Linked DNA regions of Homo sapiens: all the other regions are linked to region 2. The links are chromatin contacts, found by Hi-C in ENCODE. All regions are on one chromosome and are shown on one strand. The core of a region is the stretch at or near the end of the contact, and the rest is flanking DNA. Distances in the headings are between cores, read along the strand shown. Region 1 holds the start of BPNT1 (3'(2'), 5'-bisphosphate nucleotidase 1). Region 2 holds the start of SDE2 (spliceosome associated SDE2). Region 3 holds the start of LYPLAL1-DT (LYPLAL1 divergent transcript).

Region 1 (3,390 bases), core at 46-2,545, 5.9 Mb after region 2:
AATAGCTTGAACCCTGGGAGGCAGAGGTTGCAGTGAGCCGAGATCAAGCCATTGCACTCCAGCCTGGGCGACAGAGTAAGACGCCGTCTCAAAAAATATATATATGTATATATGTGTGTGTGTGTGTGTGTGTATATATATATATATATATATATATATATATATATATATGGTTAAAGTAATATAATTTAAGTTATGTATATTTTTCCACTTCCCAAAAAGGGTCTACTTAACTCACAGAGTTATTGTGAAAATCAAATGAAGACGTAAAAGCCTTTTTAAGCTGGGCGCAGTGGCTCACACCTGTAATCCCAGCACTTTGGGAGGCCGAGGTGAGCAGATCACCTGGGGTCAGGAGTTCAAGACCAGCCTGGCCAATATGATGAAACCCCGTCTCTACTTAAAAAACAAACAAAATTAGCCCGGCGTGGTGGCGCGCCTGTAGTCCTAGCTACTTGGGAGGCTAAGGAGGAAGGATCGCTTGAACCCAGGAGGAGGAGGTTGTAGTGAACCTAGACTGCGCCACTGCACTCCAGCCTGGGCGACAGGATGAGACACTGCCCCCTTCCCCAACCACGCCCCCCAGTAAAAGATCCCATCTGTACACAAAAAATATTTTAATTAGCTGGGTGTGGTGGCGCGCACCTCCACCAGTAGTCCCAGCTACACGGAAGGCTGAGGCGGGAGGATGGCTTGAGCCTAGAAGTGGGAAGGCAGCAGTGAGCCGTAATCGACTCTGGGCGACAGAGCAAGCTATCTATCGCTTAAAAAAAAAAAAAAAAAAAAAAAAAAAAAGGTAAGCAAGCATCTTTGACACAATTCTGCATAAAGTTGCTGTGTTATTGCGTGGGGAGTGGGAGGTGGAGGTGTGTGTGGTGGACCTGCTGAAGCCTGTCCACGGACCGCTAGGGGTTCGAAGTTAAATAGCCGCAGAGTGGTATCACTAATACAAAGAACATTTTAAAACAGTGAACTCTACGAAGTGGGCTGGAAGACAGCTGAAACCAAAACCAATCTTTTTTTTGTTTCAACACACTGTTGCTGGCTTAATGTGTTCTTTCCTTCTTCTTTTTCTTTTTTTAGCCAATCTTTGAAAGTTGACACATCTTTCGCTTTTATTTAATGCAACAGGTGACTTGCACCTACGGAGAGCTTGGAGAAAACACGGACAAGTGGAATTTTCCCGCGGATCAGGAGTCTAAAGAGGCAGTGTGAAATCGCTGTTGTGCGCTTGCGCGCAGTTTCCCGCATGCTCAGTAGCTGAGGTAGGGATGCCATCCTTCTCAAAAGACTTATTGACAGTGCCAAAGCTCGGTACTGGACACAACGAGGGACCTGGGTCTACGATAACGCGCTTTTGCTCCTCCTGAAGTGTCTTTGGTCCAACGTTGTTCCAGGTTTGTCACCGTTTCTCTCCGGCCGGTCAGGGCAAGAGCCAGGTAGATAGGATTTATGTTAAAAAAATAAAACGAAAAAGGTTTATGTGAATCAGATTGCTTCTCCAGATATTCTAACTTCCGACTTGGACTCTTGAGTGTCGATATTTTAATTGTTTATCTGTGCTTTTATTTTCGTGATCCGGAAGGTTTTTATAGCCATATACTGTAGAAACAAGACAAACCTAGACATTGAGTTTGTTGATGCACCCAAATTTAGAAACTGCTTGGTACCTAAAATTAAATTTCTTTAAACAGCAAATATTCTTCCAACTGCCATTTCTACATATTTATAGGTTTGCGTGATTTATTTGGATTTCTCTGTAAATATAATTGTTGGTTCAAAAGATACGTACTTTATACTTTTATTAAGGTTCTCAAAACTCTCCTAAGAGGGTTCACCGCTTTGCCAACAATGCTCAGGAACATGTTCCCTCACACCCTTGCAAACTGGACAAAGGACAAACTCTTCTTCTTTCTTCTTTTTTCTTCTTCTTCTTCCTCCTCCTTCCTCCTCCTTCTTTTTTTTTTTTTTTTTTTTTTTTCGAGACGGAGTCTCGCTCTGTCGCCCAGGCTTGAGTGCAGTGGTGCAATCTCGGCTCACTGCAAGCTCCACCTCCCAGGTTCACGCCATTCTCCTGCCTCAGCCTCCCGAGTAGCTGGGACTACAGGCGCCCACCACCAAGCCTGGCTAATTTTTTTTGTATTTTTAGTAGAGACGGGGTTTCACCGTGTTAGTCAGGATGGTTTCGATCTCCTGACCTCGTGATCTGCCCGTCTCGGCCTCCCAAAGTGCTGGGATTACAGGCGTGAGCCACCGCGCCCAGCCTTTCTTTCTTTCTTTTTTTTTTTTTTTTAAGACAGGTTCTAGCTCTGTCCCCCAGGCTGGAGTACAGTGGTGCCATTATGTCTCACTGCAACCTTGACCTCCCAGGGTCTGGTGATTCTCCCACCTCAGCCTCCCGAGCAGCTGGGACTACAGGCATGTGCCACCACACCATCTAATTTTTGCATTTTTTTGTAGAGACGAGGTTTTGCCATGTTGCCCAGGCTGGTCTCGAACTCCTGAGCTCAAGCAATACACCAGCCTTGGCCTCCCAAAAAGTTCTAGGATTACGGGTGTGAGCCACTGCATTCAGCGACAATTTTTTTTTTTTTTTTTTTTTTTGAGTCGGAGTCTCTGTCGCCCAGGCTGGACTGCAGTGGCGCGATCTCGGCTCACCACAACCTCTGCCTCCTATGTTCAAGCAATTTTCCTGCCTCAGCCTCCTGAGTAATTTTTGTATTACTATGCCTGGTTAATTTTTGTATTTTTAGTAGAGATGGGGTTTCACCATGTTGGCCAGGCTAGTCTTGAACTCCTAACTTCAGGTGATTCACCTGCCTTGGCCTCCCAAAGTGCTGGGATTACAGGTGTGAGCCACCGTGCCCTGCCAAATTTTCTTTTCTATGCCAATCTTAAAAATAAACAATCATGGCCCGGCGCGGTGGCTCACGCCTGTAATCCTAGCACTTTGGGAGGCTTAGGCAGGCCATGAGGTCGGAAGTTCGAGACCAGCCTGACCAACATGGAGAAACCCTGTCTCTACTAAAAATACAAAATTAGCCAGGTGTGGAGATGCTTGCCTGTAATCCCAGCTACTCGGGAGGCTGAGGCAGGAGAATCGCTTAAACCCGGGAGGCAGAGGTTGCGGTGAGCCAAGATCTCGCCATTGCACTCCAGCCTGGGCAACAAGAGCAAAAACTCTGTCTCAAAAAATAAATAAATTAATTAATTAATTAAAAATAAAATAATCATTTCTCATTGTTTTAGTTTGCATTTCTTTCATAATTAGTGAAGCTGAGTATTTATGTATTTAATGGCCAGTGCTTTTCTCTTTGTAGGTGTTGCCCGTTCTTGTTTATTTGCTCATTTTTCTATTGGATTATTCAGCTTTTATATACTGATCTTTTA
Region 2 (3,590 bases), core at 555-3,054:
GGATCTCAGACCTTTGAAATGGTCATTTAAAAAAATTATTTATTTATTTGAAATAGTCATTTTTGATCACCAGAAGGAAGAAATCACAAATAAAAAAAGAAGAGGCTTAAGGCTCAGATCTGTAGATTACTTTTTCAGGAACCTGGAGGACAGAGAGCTGGGGAGCAGACTGCAGAGGGACTTGAGGTTTCTGGAGTTTGGACGGCTTACATGTAACCTGGCGACACCTTCACGCCCCAGGGTTGCCATGGCACCACCTTTCCGAAATACTGCTTCCTAGGTACAATATATCTTTTTTTTCTGAAACGGAGACTCTCTCTGTCGCCCAGGCTGGAGTGCGATGGCACGATCTCAGCTCACTGCAACCTCTGCCTCCCGGGTTCAAGCGATTCTCCTGCCTCAGCCTCCTGAATAGCTGGGATTACAGACGCGCACCACCACGCCCGGCTAATTATTGTATTTTTAGTAGAGATGGGGTTTCACCATGTTGGTGAGGCTGGTTTCGAACTCCTGACCTCGAGATCCGCCCGCCTCAGTCTCCCAAAGTGCTGGATTACAGGCATGAGCCACCGCGCCCGGCCAGTACAATCTATCTTTATTATTTTTTTTTTTGTAATTTTTATTTATCTACTGGCATCCCCATGGAGGCCCTTTCTCTCCCCAACTTTCCCTCGTGTGTGAAATAAAGACCACTGAATCTATTAACTTCCCAGGCCTTGAAATTCCATTTTCGCACATACTGCCACCGCTAAACGATTTCTGAATTTTTTGTTGTTACCCCCTCAGCTAGGAGTTCCATTTGCCAAGCATTTTAACAGCAGAGAAGGCAATTCTGTGGGCCGATGCATTTGTGTTTAGCAGGCACAGATATCTCCAAATAACCTTCCTATCTTCACACTGGTGGCTTTTGAATTGTTCAGGGTTTTAGAAATACCATAATCTCATTCTGTTAAATATTAAGGGACTCTTTCGGATTCCCTGAGCCTTAAGGTTACGTTATGCAAATCTGTCCGAGTGTGTTTCCATGGTGCAGAATAAAAGTTATGGTAGGGTTTTTTGAAGCAGCATGACTATAAACGTCACTCCTGTCACTGCCTTTCACAAGAGCCCACTTGCTGTGAAATATTTTGAAAACAGAGCTGAAGTGGAGATAACGCAGTGCACAAACAGGCGGAAATAAGAATAAACCGTGCGTGGCAGGCAGAAACCCGGAGGTTGGCTGTTTCTGGAGGGGAAGAGAAGGCTCTGTAAAGCTGGAGGAGAAACCACGCCGGCCACTGTTTAGGGGCCTCCTGGGGGTCGTTTCCCTTGCCCCCTCGGGTTGGGGAGCTCCTCTAGGCCAAGGAAGCGGCCCCCTAAAACCGCTTCCGGGACTGCAGCTTCTCTCCCCACACTCTCAAGGAGCAGAGCCTTCTCGGGCCACAATTCTCCGCGACCCAAAAATAACTACACAGATGTGAGGAAAAGGGCCAAAGCCTACAGCACAAGGTGGTTCTCAGTTAAAGCCTTATCGCTTACGGCCAGGAAGCTCGAAACCTAACCCAGCGCCAGCCTTTTATAGCCGGTCCCTCGAGCCCCGCCCTAGCAACTTCTCCTAGCAACGCCTCGCCCCGTGCTCTGCCGCCTTATCTGCCTCCGCCAGGCCTTTCCTGTTCCCCTCCCCCAGCCCGCACCGCCCCGCCGCCCGGCTCACTTGACCCGCCCCAGGGGAGGGGAGGGGTGAACGGAAGCGTGAGGGGCGGGGCGTTGGAAGATGCTCGCGTCATCAAGAGGCGCCGGGCGAGTTGCGGCGCCTGGTGTCTCAGAGAGGCTTGAGGTTCGGGTAGTCGGTGACATGGCGGAGGCCGCGGCGCTGGTGTGGATTCGCGGCCCTGGCTTCGGGTGCAAGGCGGTGCGGTGTGCCTCGGGTCGGTGCACCGTCCGGGATTTTATCCACCGGCACTGCCAAGATCAGGTGAGGATTTCGGTTCCTGTTAGGAAGGAGAAAGAGGCAGACAGGTGGCAGCGCTGGGTGCGGAGTAGGTCTGTCCGGGGCGGGGGTACGTTTATTCTCTGGGGTTTTCACTCGTTGAGGCTGAGAGTTCCTCAGTGTTAAGGTGCTTCGAATTGTTACTGAGACCTTCCTTTGCTTTTCTTTTGTGGTGGTGGTTTTGCCTTCCCACCAAGAGGGAGAAAAAAACTGTTACAGGCACTTAGTCCCGCTCACAGTTACAAATACTTTGTTTCTCTTTCTTTATCCGTAAATATAATGGTCTTCTGGCAGTTGGGCCGGCTGATTTTTAAGGCTCCAGTCTTCACCTTCTTACTATGGTTATGTGACGTGTATTTTGTCCACTCATCACACAGCCTTGTTAGCCCCAGCCTAGAGAAGTATGTCATATCCAAACCCAGGCCAAAGGATGATTGGGAAGGAAAATTGATTCTTCTGGTCAGTCGTTGTGACCAAGCATTCACACGTGTGTCCTGTTGAGGGCCTGGGTTCTTAGGGCCTGTTACGTAGAAGTGTTCACTATTAATTTGATGGTCTCATTTGTCCGTGCATATTTGTGAAAACCTACCAGGGACTTCCAGAGTTACACGTGAGCTTTTACTGAACTTTCAAGTAAGTAAGCTTTTACCAGCTATAAGATATTAAACCTGTTCAGTTGTCAAAAGAATTTAGTGGTTTCCCTGAATCTAATTTTAATGTTGGCACTTGATCTAGAACTCTGTTCTTTCCGCACCTCATCCGTGCTTTCCTCGGCTATTTCCTCTGCTTACTATTTATAAGCTTAACAAATGTTAACACTGCAGTCTAGACCAAAATTTTAAGAGACTTGGATCGATTCCGTGAAGAAGCAATGTGTGTTTGCAAATAATACGGTTTTTCACTTTCCATGTTTTCCTTCCTGCTCTGTAATCCAGTCTAAAAACTGTAAGCACAACTGTTTTTGACCATGAAAATAATTGCATTCTAATTCCTTTGAAAATAATTCTTATTTCATGAGTACAGTGTTCTTTTCTCCCCCTCCCCCACCCCCGACGGAGTTTGACTCCCGTTGCCCGGGCTGGAGTGCAATGGCGTGATCTCGGCCCACTGCAACCTCCGCCTCGCTGAGTTCAAGCGGTTCTCCTGCCTCAGCCTCCCAAATAGCTGGGATTGCAGTCGCCCGCCACCATGCCTGGCTAATTTTTGTATTTTTAGTAGAGACGGGGTTTCACCACGTTGGCCAGGTCTTGAACTCCTGACCTCGGGTGATCCGCCCACCTCAGCCTCACAAAGTGCTGGGATTACAGGCTTGAGCCACTCCTCCCGGCCTATGAGTACAGTTTTCAAACTTGCTGACAATTGATCCAAAGTGAAACCAGAAAAAATAGGATCTTAATCATGAGGTATGTTGGAAAAAAGAATTTTTAAATCGGAAGCAAGAAATATAGGCCAGGCGTGGTGGCTCACGCCTGTAATTCCAACACTTAGGGAGGTCGAGGCGGGCAGATCACCTGAGGTCAGAAGTTCGAGACCAGCTTGGCAACATGGTGAAACCCCATCTCTCCTAAAAATACACAAAAATTAGCCAGGCGTGGCGGCAGACGCCTGTAATCCCAGCTAC
Region 3 (3,392 bases), core at 402-2,901, 6.8 Mb after region 2:
GTGTTGGGGAATTTCTGGGTACTTATAAATGAACACTCTTGGAGCCCTAAATAGTACTACCAGTCTCCTAGTTATTAAGTACCGCTGTCATCTTACACACGTCACCTTCTAAATATATGCCGTCTTTCCCTTTAAACACTATTGGACCTCTTCTTCCCTATCTCCAAAACAATATATCCTAGTTCAAACTTTTTCACCTTACCCCACCAAAGCCCTGAGTTTGAGGTCGGAGAGCTTTGGGTTCTAATCCCAAATCCGCCACTACTCACAGTAACAGCTAAGAGACCTTGGCCAAGCTGCTGAACCTGTCTGGCCTCATTTTCAAAATAAAGAGAATACCTCCCACAATTGCCCTTTTCCAGGTCTCTGCCCAGTACCTTTCCAATTCCCTTCCAATCACCGTCCCATTTAAGCCTACCCGTCTCGGCTCAAAGACCACTTTCTTCGAAAAGTCTGACAAGCTTTTCATCTTCCAAATGCCTTAATAATGCCTAACCACATTTTTTTCTCTTACAATTCACTTGGCAGGAAACCATGCACCGTCTTGTGATCTTCCATGCACTGCTGACTCAAACTAATTGGATTGTTTTTGTTTTTAACTTTAGGTAGGCCCCCTGAGGACACCGGCTGCATCTCATTTCTTTAAAAAACATTTCCTGAGAGCTTACCCTGGGCCAAGCACTGGGGGTGCAAAGGTTGACACAAGGGCCCTTACTCTCATAATCCAGTGGGAAGTTCACAATCCAGTGGGGAAGACAGACAAAAGTGATTACAGATGAGTGTTAAGTAACGATACAGCATTAAGCACACGTTACTAAGGGCAGGTAGTGGAAGATGCCTGTCCCTGGGGGTCCTGCCCCTGTAGTCTATCTTGGAAGTTTAATGACACAGGCGGGAAAGGGAAAGGAAGGAAAGAGAAGCAGCAAAAAGGAAAGTGAGAGAAAGCACTCCAGCCATGGCACAGTGGCTTACAGAAAAGAGATAATCTGTAAACAGTATCTAAGTTAACTGTGAATCTCAATTGTCTACATTAGTATGGGAGCCTGGAAAAAGCAATGGGCAATTACGACTGAAAAATCACTAGTAGCTGATAATGAAAAACACTAAATAATTTCCCTCTAGCAGAAGACTTACCTTACTAACTTGCTCTGTTTAAACTTGGGGCGAGGAATGGGGAGGTGTGTTGTGGGGATGGAGGGCTGGCTGAGCGGCGGGACACAAGGCCCCAAAGCGAGGGTGGTGGACCAGTGACCGCCCGATAGAAAGAGGAAGACTAACGGGGGAGGCTGGGGGCAGGTGGCGCTGCCCGTGCATCTACAGCCGGGGCTGGCGACGGGGGAGCCACCCACTGGGCCCTATTTGGGCCCGGCGACACCTCCACTTGGGCAATACTGGGGTAACCGAGGGGAGGATGTTTCCCGAGCTGTAGAAAACCAGGACGTAAAATTGAAATCCACCTGAGCCATGCAGGAAGATCAGAGAGGCGCTATGCCTCCCTGCCGGCGACACGATACAGCGCTGCAGAACCGACCCCGACGCAGCCGCCATCGCTGATGCCACTGCCAGTCATGCGGTTCCGCCCCTGCGTTGCCGCGCGGGGCCGCGCACGCAAATACGCAGGCACGCGCGGGAGCACGCCCGGGAGCGCGCATGCGCAGCGCTGCTGGCCCGCTCTCTGAGGAGCTTTCAATACTTTGGGGTCAAGTTTGAGGCAGTTGTAACTGTACTGAGTTTAGTTTTGCTAATAATGGTATTCTACGTGTGTCAGCCTCGTGTGGACTTCTGTAATGACTAATGGATATGTTTATATCCTGAGCATTTGCTGTAGGAATTTTAAATGCAATCCCAAAACTCAAGATTACCTTATTTGGAGAAATATTCGTGTTACTATGTTTAAAATTTAATAGAACCATATTTTACCTTTCACTTTGGGACTCGCACAGGATGTTTGCAGCTCTTGATATACAGGGTAAGCGAAGCATATAATAATAAGTTCTCTTCGTGTCTCTTATTTTTAATAAATAGTTTACAAAGCAAATCTAATTTAATGAGATTCTGCTTTATATACCCATTAGAATGGCTCTTATCAAAAAAACAGAAAATAAGTATTAGTAAAGATGTGTAGAAATTAGAAACCTTGTGCATAGCTGATCAGAATGTAAAATGATGTTGCGGCAATAGAAATAATTTGGTGGCTCCTCAACAAGTTAAACATTGACTTAGCATAGGTACTAGCAGTTCCACTTCTAGGTATATACCCAAAAGAGATGAAAGCAGGGACTCAAACAAATACTTGTACTTCAGTGTTCTGTAGCAGCATTATTCACAAGTACCAAAAAGTGGAAACAACTCAAATGTTCATCTACAGATGGAGAGATAAACCAAATGTGCTATGTACATATTGGAATGGAATATTATTCAGCCTGTAAAAAGAATGTGATTCGGATACATGCTACAACATGGATGAACCTTGAAAACATTATGCCGAGTGAAGCCAGACACAAAAGGACAAATAATTGTATGATTCCACTTACATGAGATATCTAGAATTGGCAAATGCATAGGGACAGAAAGTGAAATTAGAGGTTACCAGGGACTAAGGGAAGAGGGAGTTGGGAGGTTGTTGTTTAATGAGTACAAGAGTTTCTGCTTAGATAGTGAAACATTTTTAAAAATGGACAGTGATGATGGTTGTACAACAGTGTTAATAACTGCCAGTGAACTATACACCTAGTAAATTTTATGTGTATTTTACCATAATTTTAAAAATACTAAGAAATGGAATTATTTCCTGTATAAAGTCCAAAACATAGGTATCTTTTAATACTGAAGGCAGTGGCCCCAGCAGGTTGCTCTTGCCTCATGTAAAATTCAACAAAATAACCCAGTAAAAGCTTAAGTACCATTAAACACTGGCCTTCCATTCATTGTAGTCTGCATTACATTTTAGCAATTACAACTTACCTTTTATTTGTTCCAGGTAATCACCCTACTTACAGGTAAGTAAACTGTTTACTATCAACATTAGTTGCCAAAATCAGCTCTAAGCTATCATGGTGTTATATTAATAACAATACCATCAACAAGAATGGTCCTACATGCCATTAGTTAACCAAATCAAAAAGAAATTCTGAGTCATTTCTCCAAAGCCCATAGATCTGCAGCAGAGAGTTGTATAAGTGAAGTCCCTGAGGAGGACAAACTAGGGTAGGCTGAGCTCTGATAGCCAATTCTTAAAAGAAAAACCTCTGTCTTTTGACCTGCCTTCCCCGTATGAGTTCTAGATAACCTTCCCTAGCCAGGTGAGAAGAGGGCAGTGCTACTAGGAAAGACCACTTGGAGATATACAGGGAAGGCTTTAAGTTCTACTCTTAGAACTCCATTTACTACCT

What was found. Hi-C counts contacts between places; a loop is a spot of excess contacts on that map. Pooled maps may share reads with other maps.
Region 1: a map with no recorded cell type shows a loop between it and region 2 (25-fold over the local background). The contact joins the promoter of BPNT1 here to the promoter of SDE2 in region 2. A Hi-C loop is called at or near these places in 2 of 37 single-sample maps with no recorded cell type and 4 of 50 pooled maps.
Region 3: a pooled map shows a loop between it and region 2 (6-fold over the local background). The contact joins the promoter of LYPLAL1-DT here to the promoter of SDE2 in region 2. A Hi-C loop is called at or near these places in 2 of 37 single-sample maps with no recorded cell type and 4 of 50 pooled maps.

Annotation. Positions count from the first base shown.
Region 1 is chr1:220,087,693-220,091,082 of GRCh38, reverse strand. BPNT1 (3'(2'), 5'-bisphosphate nucleotidase 1) reads left to right here and starts at 1,295. Exons shown (of 9, transcript NM_006085.6): 1 at 1,295-1,397. RefSeq lists an enhancer at 995-1,184.
Region 2 is chr1:225,997,557-226,001,146 of GRCh38, reverse strand. SDE2 (spliceosome associated SDE2) reads left to right here and starts at 1,804. Exons shown (of 7, transcript NM_152608.4): 1 at 1,804-1,954. The coding sequence starts at 1,835. RefSeq lists enhancers at 920-969, 1,050-1,149, 1,170-1,319, 1,840-1,949 and a silencer at 1,500-1,779.
Region 3 is chr1:219,172,047-219,175,438 of GRCh38, reverse strand. It overlaps LYPLAL1-DT (LYPLAL1 divergent transcript), which reads left to right and starts at 1,651. Exons shown (of 5, transcript NR_038845.1): 1 at 1,651-1,969. LYPLAL1 (lysophospholipase like 1) reads right to left here and starts at 1,561. Exons shown (of 5, transcript NM_138794.5): 1 at 1,458-1,561. The coding sequence starts at 1,548. RefSeq lists enhancers at 1,271-1,600, 1,681-1,730.